Linked DNA regions of Mus musculus: all the other regions are linked to region 3. A link is a loop called in an ENCODE intact Hi-C map of the cell type or tissue named here. Cell type or tissue: left cerebral cortex. All regions are shown on one strand. Region 1 has its middle 3.9 kb from the start of 4921511I17Rik. Region 2 has its middle 8.3 kb from the start of Gm34489. Region 3 overlaps Cyria (CYFIP related Rac1 interactor A).

Evidence for each region. Hi-C counts contacts between places; a loop is a spot of excess contacts. Peaks named below come from ENCODE experiments on the same cell type or tissue, not always from the same donor. Only the 100,000 strongest peaks of a DNase experiment are listed, where the experiment ranks them.
Region 1: a loop joins it to region 3, with 9 times the contacts of the local background. A loop is called at or near these places in 31 of 42 quality-filtered maps.
Region 2: a loop joins it to region 3, with 4 times the contacts of the local background. A loop is called at or near these places in 14 of 42 quality-filtered maps.

Annotation. Positions count from the first base shown.
Region 1 is chr12:12,395,155-12,397,654 of GRCm38, reverse strand. No RefSeq gene overlaps it. Among named protein-coding and RNA genes, the nearest start is that of 4921511I17Rik, 3.9 kb to the right of the region's middle. In left cerebral cortex, a CTCF peak has its summit at 1,213 (motif pointing right); a DNase peak (open chromatin) is centred at 1,222.
Region 2 is chr12:12,411,495-12,413,994 of GRCm38, reverse strand. No RefSeq gene overlaps it. Among named protein-coding and RNA genes, the nearest start is that of Gm34489, 8.3 kb to the left of the region's middle. In left cerebral cortex, a CTCF peak has its summit at 1,102 (motif pointing right); a DNase peak (open chromatin) is centred at 1,094.
Region 3 is chr12:12,322,280-12,324,779 of GRCm38, reverse strand. The region is part of intron 2 of Cyria (CYFIP related Rac1 interactor A); the gene reads right to left. Among named protein-coding and RNA genes, the nearest start is that of Gm34407, 34 kb to the right of the region's middle. In left cerebral cortex, CTCF peaks have their summits at 856 and 1,076 (motif pointing left); a DNase peak (open chromatin) is centred at 1,054; H3K4me3 peaks cover 390 bases; H3K27ac peaks cover 942 bases.

The sequences.
Region 1 (2,500 bases), 73 kb before region 3:
AAACACTCCTCCATTGCTAGTGGGAGTGAAAACTTGAGGAATTGTGCTGGAAATCAATTTAGTGGTTTCTCAGAAAACTGGGAATAGTTCTACCTCAACACCCAGCTATACCACTCTTGGACATATACCAAATGATGCTCCACCACACCACAAGGATACATGCTCAAATAGGTCCATTGTAACTTTATTCATAATTTCCAGAAACTGGAAACAACCTAGATTTCCCTCAACGGAAGAATGGATAAAGAAAATGTGGAACATTTACACAATGGAGTATTTCTTAGCCATAAAAACAATGGCATCACAAAATCTGGAGGCAAATGGATGGAACTAGAAAATATCATTCTGAGGTAACCCAGATCCAGAAAAATCAAACATGATATGTACTCACCTATAAGTGGATATTAGCCATAAAGAATAGGATAATCGTGTTACAGTCCACAGATCCAAAGAAGCCAAGTAACAAGGAGGACCTAAGGGGACACACTCAAATCATTGAGTAACAGAATAGATAAATAAGTTAGTGGAGGGGGGGTTGGAAACCTGAAACAGCCATCTCCAGAATTTTGGTTTCTTACGTGTCATGAGGTCGCAGGGAGGGAGCAGAGGCTGGAAAGATGGCTCAGGAGCACTGGCTTCTCTTTCAAAGGTCATGAGTTCAATTCTCAGAAACCACATGGTGGCTCATAACCATCTGTAATGGGATATGATGCCCTCCTCTGGTGTGTCTGAAGACAGCTACAGTGTACTCATATACAACAAACAAACAAACAAACAAACAAATCTTTTAAAAAAGAGTCCCAAGGTCTCTCTTCCATCCTCCATCAGAAGACTAGAGATCACATACCTGAAAGTATTAACAAATTCTTCATTTCTTTTAACACTCCTGTGCCTTAGATGAACACAGTAAGTTCAGTAGTTGGAATTCATGTTGCATGTAAATATCCTATGTGAATTTCAGTTCTATTTGCAGGCTGTGGGATGGTGAATGAGCAAACGTACTTGAAACAATATTTTCAATGGTGTTAACGGTTGGATGAATATATAAGACAACTGGCTTAGAAATAAATATTGTATAAAATGCCATGAGTATTTGGTGTTACTGTATCACTCTACTGCTTCCTAACGCCAAATCTTTCTTTAATTATTTACTTTGTGATAATGGAGCACAAGAAACTTAACTGGGTCCCCATTGCGAGCTATTGCAATGTTTAGCTTTCCCAGTAGAGGGCGGTGATGGAACACACCAAGCCATGGCTTAGTTTTCTTCTGGGTTCTAGTGTGTTGCCTCTTGCTCCCATTTTGCAGGAAACACTTCATTTAGCAGGACGACAACTGATTCTCGAGACAGTTAAGTTTTGGTGGCCGGCCCCAATGTAGACAATTTCATACTGCTCTGCTGCAGTAACCCTGGAGTAGGGTCCCAGGGTCCCAGGGTCCCAGGGTCCCAGGGTCCCAGGGTCCCAGGGTCCCAGGGTCCCAGGGTCCCAGGGTCCCAGGGTCCCAGGGTCCCAGGGTCCCAGGGTCCCAGGGTCCCAGGGTCCCAGGGTCCCAGGGTCCCAGGGTCCCAGGCCCACAGACTTTGCCTAAATCACAATAGGTTTCCAGCTTGTCAATCATAGGTTATCTTGACAGGTTGGGACCAAGCTCAGCTTGTGACCCCTCAGAAGAAAAACTGCTGCTTGTTAGCCTGGCTATCTCTATCTGGAAAGGCTACTTAGTTTTTGGAATTTTCACTCCACTTTCAGGTCTGCAAGGTTCAGTGTGGTGACTGTGGATCAACCATGATCTTGGGGAACTCAGTGAACAAGCTCACCTTCCAGCAGAGTGCAGAACACATGTTCTCCAATAAGATCACCCAGCTCTGGATAGATTCCTCTGCCTCTGAATGTGATTGTTCTGTTGACATCTATCACAGACCTTATGGCATCCGTTAAATGCCCTTTATTCCCTTATGGAAGAATAGCTTATAATCGCTTGGGCTTAATTTCACCTTTCAAATACCTGTATGGCTTCCGTCTCCTGATAGGTCCTTGGCTTGCATAGAATGTTACTGACAGAGAGATCTCTGAAGACAGTTACACAAAGCTGAGATTTCTACATTAGCCTGGTAATGTTTTTGTCTTGTGGGTAGTGCTAGGGTGTTTGGCAATAGAAAATGAGTTGCCAGCAATCCATAGTACACAATGACATCGAGATGAAAGGAGCCTGTGGTTGAATGTGATAAGATGGCTTGGGAGTGCACCTGGACAGTGTAATTGACCATTTTGTCAGCAATGATGACGATAGGGACAATATAGGACATGCTTTTTTGAGTTTACTTCAACAATTACAAAATGAAACTGGCAAGTTATCGACCTTTCATGATGAGCTAATGCCACAGGTTGTAGATCAAAGAGATTCTAAGATGACTCCAGATTATGTACTTATTTCTTGTAGCCACAGGCTGTTGATATAGCTAAAAGGTCAACACAAAGTTATGAGGTGCATTGCTGACTTG
Region 2 (2,500 bases), 89 kb before region 3:
TCTGTGTGTGCGCTCACGCACATGTGAAATGGTCAAAGAATAAATTAATTTAAAAATCACCAGAAAATGTAGTGCCTTTTTAATTCCATATCTGAATTCTACTCTGTCTCCCTTCAAACTAGTCCAATGCCTGGAGACCATCCTGACTCCTGCAGCTTTTTAAGATTTGGAAGTAGAGAGCATAAGTCCTACTGCTCCTCTACCTGCCTCCATAGCAACTTCTGGAACTCTGGGATCTAGCTGTCAGGGAGGTGCTTCGAGTTCAGTTTCAGCTAGCTTTCTCTCTGTCCTGGATCCAAGGTGTATAATGTTTTTTTGTTTTGTTTTGTTTTGTTTTGTTTTGTTTTGTTTTGTTTTGTTTTGTTTTGTTTTTTTGCAATCAGGTTTTACCATCTGGTTCTGATGGTGGCAGAGAGCAATGACAACAATATGAATTGTTTTGGCCTCTGGAGCTTGTAAGCTATGTTGTACCTGACATTCAGCTTGCCTTGTTAGTTTTGGTGAGACAATAATTTCTCTATAAAACAAGTCACAGTGGACAGGATCCGTTTTGGTCACTCAATGCTTCAGAAGGCAGGAGCCTTCATCTTAAGAGAGAACCTAGTGTTTGAAACTGAGTTACCTTGGGAGCCTAAGAATGGAAAGCAACCATCAGTCAGGGAGCATGGGTTTAGTCTGCCCAGCTCCAGGCCATACCTGGGAGGCAGCTGTGGAGAGTAAGAGGACCAGATGCTGACCAGCTGTGAAGTGAAGCTGACAGCAGGGTCCCCTCAGGCAGTGAAGTTCACAGGAGAAGGTAATTCTGCCCTCAGTGGCATATGATAGTGTTGAGCCATAGGGCAGCTGGTGGCTCCATCTCCCAGGATAACGATCTTCTATTCACTGTGAGATAGCCCCCAAACTCTAAGTGAGCACAGTTTGCTCAATACTCAAAATTGTGCCCTCCCGGCAGGGTGATTGCCTGCTCATGTTTCAGTGCTGTGGCTGCTTTCCACACTTCTAAGGCCTGTGGTTGATACCTCTGAGAACAGCAAGCATATCAACGCTAATTGCAGGAGGGAGAAACGGCTTAGCCCATAAACAGCAATACCAAGCGTGGCCAGCAGAGGGCAGTGGCATGCAAAAAGCAATGTCTTAAGTGACTACAGCTCTGGCCCACATTGGACACTTGTCCAATATGGAGTCAAGCAGTAACAATAAGGAAGACAAGGTCCTACAAGTCCAACAGACTCAGAGAATGTGCAGTTTTTGATGATCCAGAAAGTAACTGCCCCAACACTTCATTCCCTACTCTGTTCTTGCCAACCCCATTCCCGTTTTATTACAATTTTGATACAATTTTGACTTCTTGATATTTTGAAAATATGGTTTTCCTTATTTATCCTTCATACATTCATACCCTGTTGTTTGGTAGATCCTGAAACAATAACAGTGAGTGGCTTCATTGTTCATCTTTAGATAGGCCCTCTGTACTAGCTGGTTTTGGGTGTCAACTTGACAAGCTGGAGTTATCACTGAGAAAGGAGCTTCAGTTGGGGAAATGCCTCCACGAGATCCAGCTGTGGGGCATTTTCTAAATTAGTCATCAAGGGGGGAGGTCCCCTTGTGGGTGGGACCATCTCTGGGCTGGTCTATAAGAGAGCAGGCTGAACAAGCCAGGGGAAGCAAGCCAGTAGTAAGTAACATCTCTCCATGGCCTCTGCATCAGCTCCTGCTTCCTGCTTGAGTTCCAGTCCTGACTTCCTTGGTGATGAACAGCAGTATGGAAGTGTAAGCTGAATAAACCCTTTCCTCTCCAACTTGCTTCTTGGTCATGATATTTTGTCCAGGAATAGAAACCCTGACTAAGACACCCTCCAAATGAAAAAGCTGTGAAGAAAGCTTACAGTTACATTACACCATAAACCAAACAGACCTAAGAGACAGATATCCACAAAGCAGAACTGCATTCCTTTTGAGCTGTCTCTGGAAACTTCTTTAAAATAGATGCCATTCTGGGTCACAATGTAAGCCTGAACAAATGCAAAAGAAATGAAAGGATGTAACAGGTCAGATGCCAGAGTGGAGTTATAAATCAATAGGAAGAGAAGCTACACAAACCCTTAGAGACTACACAGTACACCCTTGAATGACAAAGGTATCATAGAAAAAAATCAGGGAGGAAATGAAACAATTCCTGGAATCAAATAAAAACGCAAACACGACTTTTCTGAATATTTGGGCTACAACTAGGACAAATTTAAAGAAGAATGTATGTACTTATGAATTCTTATAATAAAAATAAAAAATATATTAAATAAATAATCTAATGATACAACTCAAAGATCTAGGAAAACAAGACCAAGACAAAGAAAAAGTAGAAGACAGAAATAAAAAAATAAAGCGCAAGCCATAAGTTAATGGCATGGGGAAAATATCTTACTTTCAATATCTTCAAAAGATTACCCAGGGCTAAACCTAACAAGGAGATATGGTCATGGGTCAGTGAAGGAACTATTGG
Region 3 (2,500 bases):
AAGGCAATGGCATTCATTACAAACAAACCCAACAGTCACTGTTAAGAAAGAGTGGGAAAAGCCAGGCCTTTTATCGCAGCACTGGGGAAACAGAGGCAGGAGGATCTCTGAGTTGGACGTTAGTCTGGTTTACAGAGTGAGTTTCAGGACAGCCAGGTTACGCACGCGCACATGCACACACACACACACACACACACACACACACACACACACACACACACACACACACGCACGCACGCACGCACACACGCACACACGCACGCACGCACGCACGCACGCACGCACACGCACATTACCGCCGCCACCACCAAAAACCAAGCTCTGTGAGGGTAGCGGAGTCAGGGGAGGTCAGATCAAACAAGCAAGCAAACAAACAAACATCCTAAAACAAAGGGTAATCACTTTCTGGAAATACTTCGAGTTTTGGAGCCTACGGGGAGGAGGGAGGGGGGTGCCATTCTACTCTAGATTCTTGGGTTTTCCTTGTCCATAAAAAACAAAGTGTTCCCTTTCAGTTTTGACACACATAAGAGAATGTTGGTCAAGGGTCCAAGGTTGTCTTTGGACCCCTGTTCATCCCCAAAGCAAACTCTAGTTGTGTGTGCCCCCTGCTTTGCATCTGTAGGACTGCAGCCACAGGGGGAGCAAGTCCTTTTCCTTTCAGTTAAAATCTGCAGGAGCTGCTTTCGCGGTGGGAAGAAAGCCGACGCAGACCACCGCCAGGGGAAGGCGGGCGCTGAACGGCTGCGTTGGGCTCATTCACAGAGCTATTAATCATACAAGAGCCCATTTATGACAAACACAGGTCACTCCCTTTGCATGACAAGGCGGAGGGGTCCACAGAGGCCCATTATCCTCCCCCAAAACAGAGCATTGTGGGCGAAGTGGGAGAAGCCATGTGCTCACACACAAACGGACATTGTAAGGCTGTTTGCACAACCCCGTCCTGCTCCTTGCGAATTTCCTGCCAAGGAGACATTTAGATCTCACAGAGTCCGCACAGCAGACATTGCTCATTCAATATGGCTTCGGGCAGTAAGCCCCAGAAGCCCGGTGCACGGCTCCCTCTGCTGGCCATATCTGGAACTGCAGGCCAGGGATGCTGAGACTTGAACCTGAAGGATGCTCAGGACCTCAATTTCTTTTTTGCCCTTTGCTGTAAAAGCTGGGTGGGTGTGAACTTTGGGAAATAGGAACCCTGCAACTACAACCGGTACTAGCTTCAGCACTTTTGATAGGTCATATAATCCTTCAAATATTGTTTTATAATCTGAATTCATGCCACTCATTTAGCTGCTCTGAGATCAAATACTAAATATCGAGTACCTGCCTGACACGTGGTGAGGGTGATACAAAGGGTCTTCTCTGCTTGCTTTCAATAGGATAGAAATGGCCACATCACTGATATGGAGTCAGAAGAGGCAAATACAATGCCTACTGGTAATGCCATCATGTTTTGATCAGAACAGAGACCTTAACTCCTGGTGTCTAGATTCTCTAACACTATTGCCATCTCTATTTTAGACATGGCATCATTGTGTGTTATGTGTTGGTGTGGACAGCTCTGTACATGTCCCTGGACACACTGCTTCACCAGCCGTTGGTGATGCCCCACCTTGGAGTAGTATTCGGATCCAGGAAGGCCCTGCAGGAAACAGCAGAGCAGCCTTTTTCTAGTTCGACAGTCTTAATCAATGCATTTCATTAACATTCACTTAACCTTTCCTGGTCTGCACTTCACTCTGAGTAACTGATGACTTCACTGCTGCCAAGCATTGAGTGGCCGTTGCCACAACTGGCATCTCCCTTAAGTCTGGCATCTCCCTTAAGACTGGCGTCTCCCTTAAGTCTGGCATCTCCGTCTGAATTCTGACCTGACTAATGGGGATGATTTCTCTTTACAGGGGGTATCTATGAGGACTCTAAATGAGATCTCTGATGACACCCCAGCTTGTAACTCACTGTGTCCTCGTCCCCTAAAGTCCACACACTGAGGCGATGCTTAGATTCTCCCAGGGAACCTAAACTTAACCCGTCCATAAAGAAAGGCTCCATTTCTTACCTTGGAACCAGCCCTTGAAGTCTTCCCTAGCTCAGTAGATGGCAACTGGGTGAGCTTCCAGATGCTCTGTAGAAGGCGCTGATGCTGACCTGACTTTGATGCATCTCATACCCCACACCCAAGCCAACAGATCCCACAGATCCTATACTCCGCACTCAAGCCAACAGATCCCAGAACTCTGCTTTTGAGACAGGTCATGTGTTCAATTCTTTCTCTCAATTACCAGTGTCTCACGCTGTCCTAGTCAGGGTTTCTACTCTGTGACAAAACACTATGACCAAAAAGCAAGCTGTGGAGAAAAAGAGTTTATTCGGCTTACACTTTGCCTCACGCTTCATCATCAATGGAAGGAAACCAGGACAGGAACTCAGGCAGGGCAGGAACCTTGAAGCAAGGGCTGATGCTGAGGCCATGGAAGGGAGCTGCTGATTCGCTTGC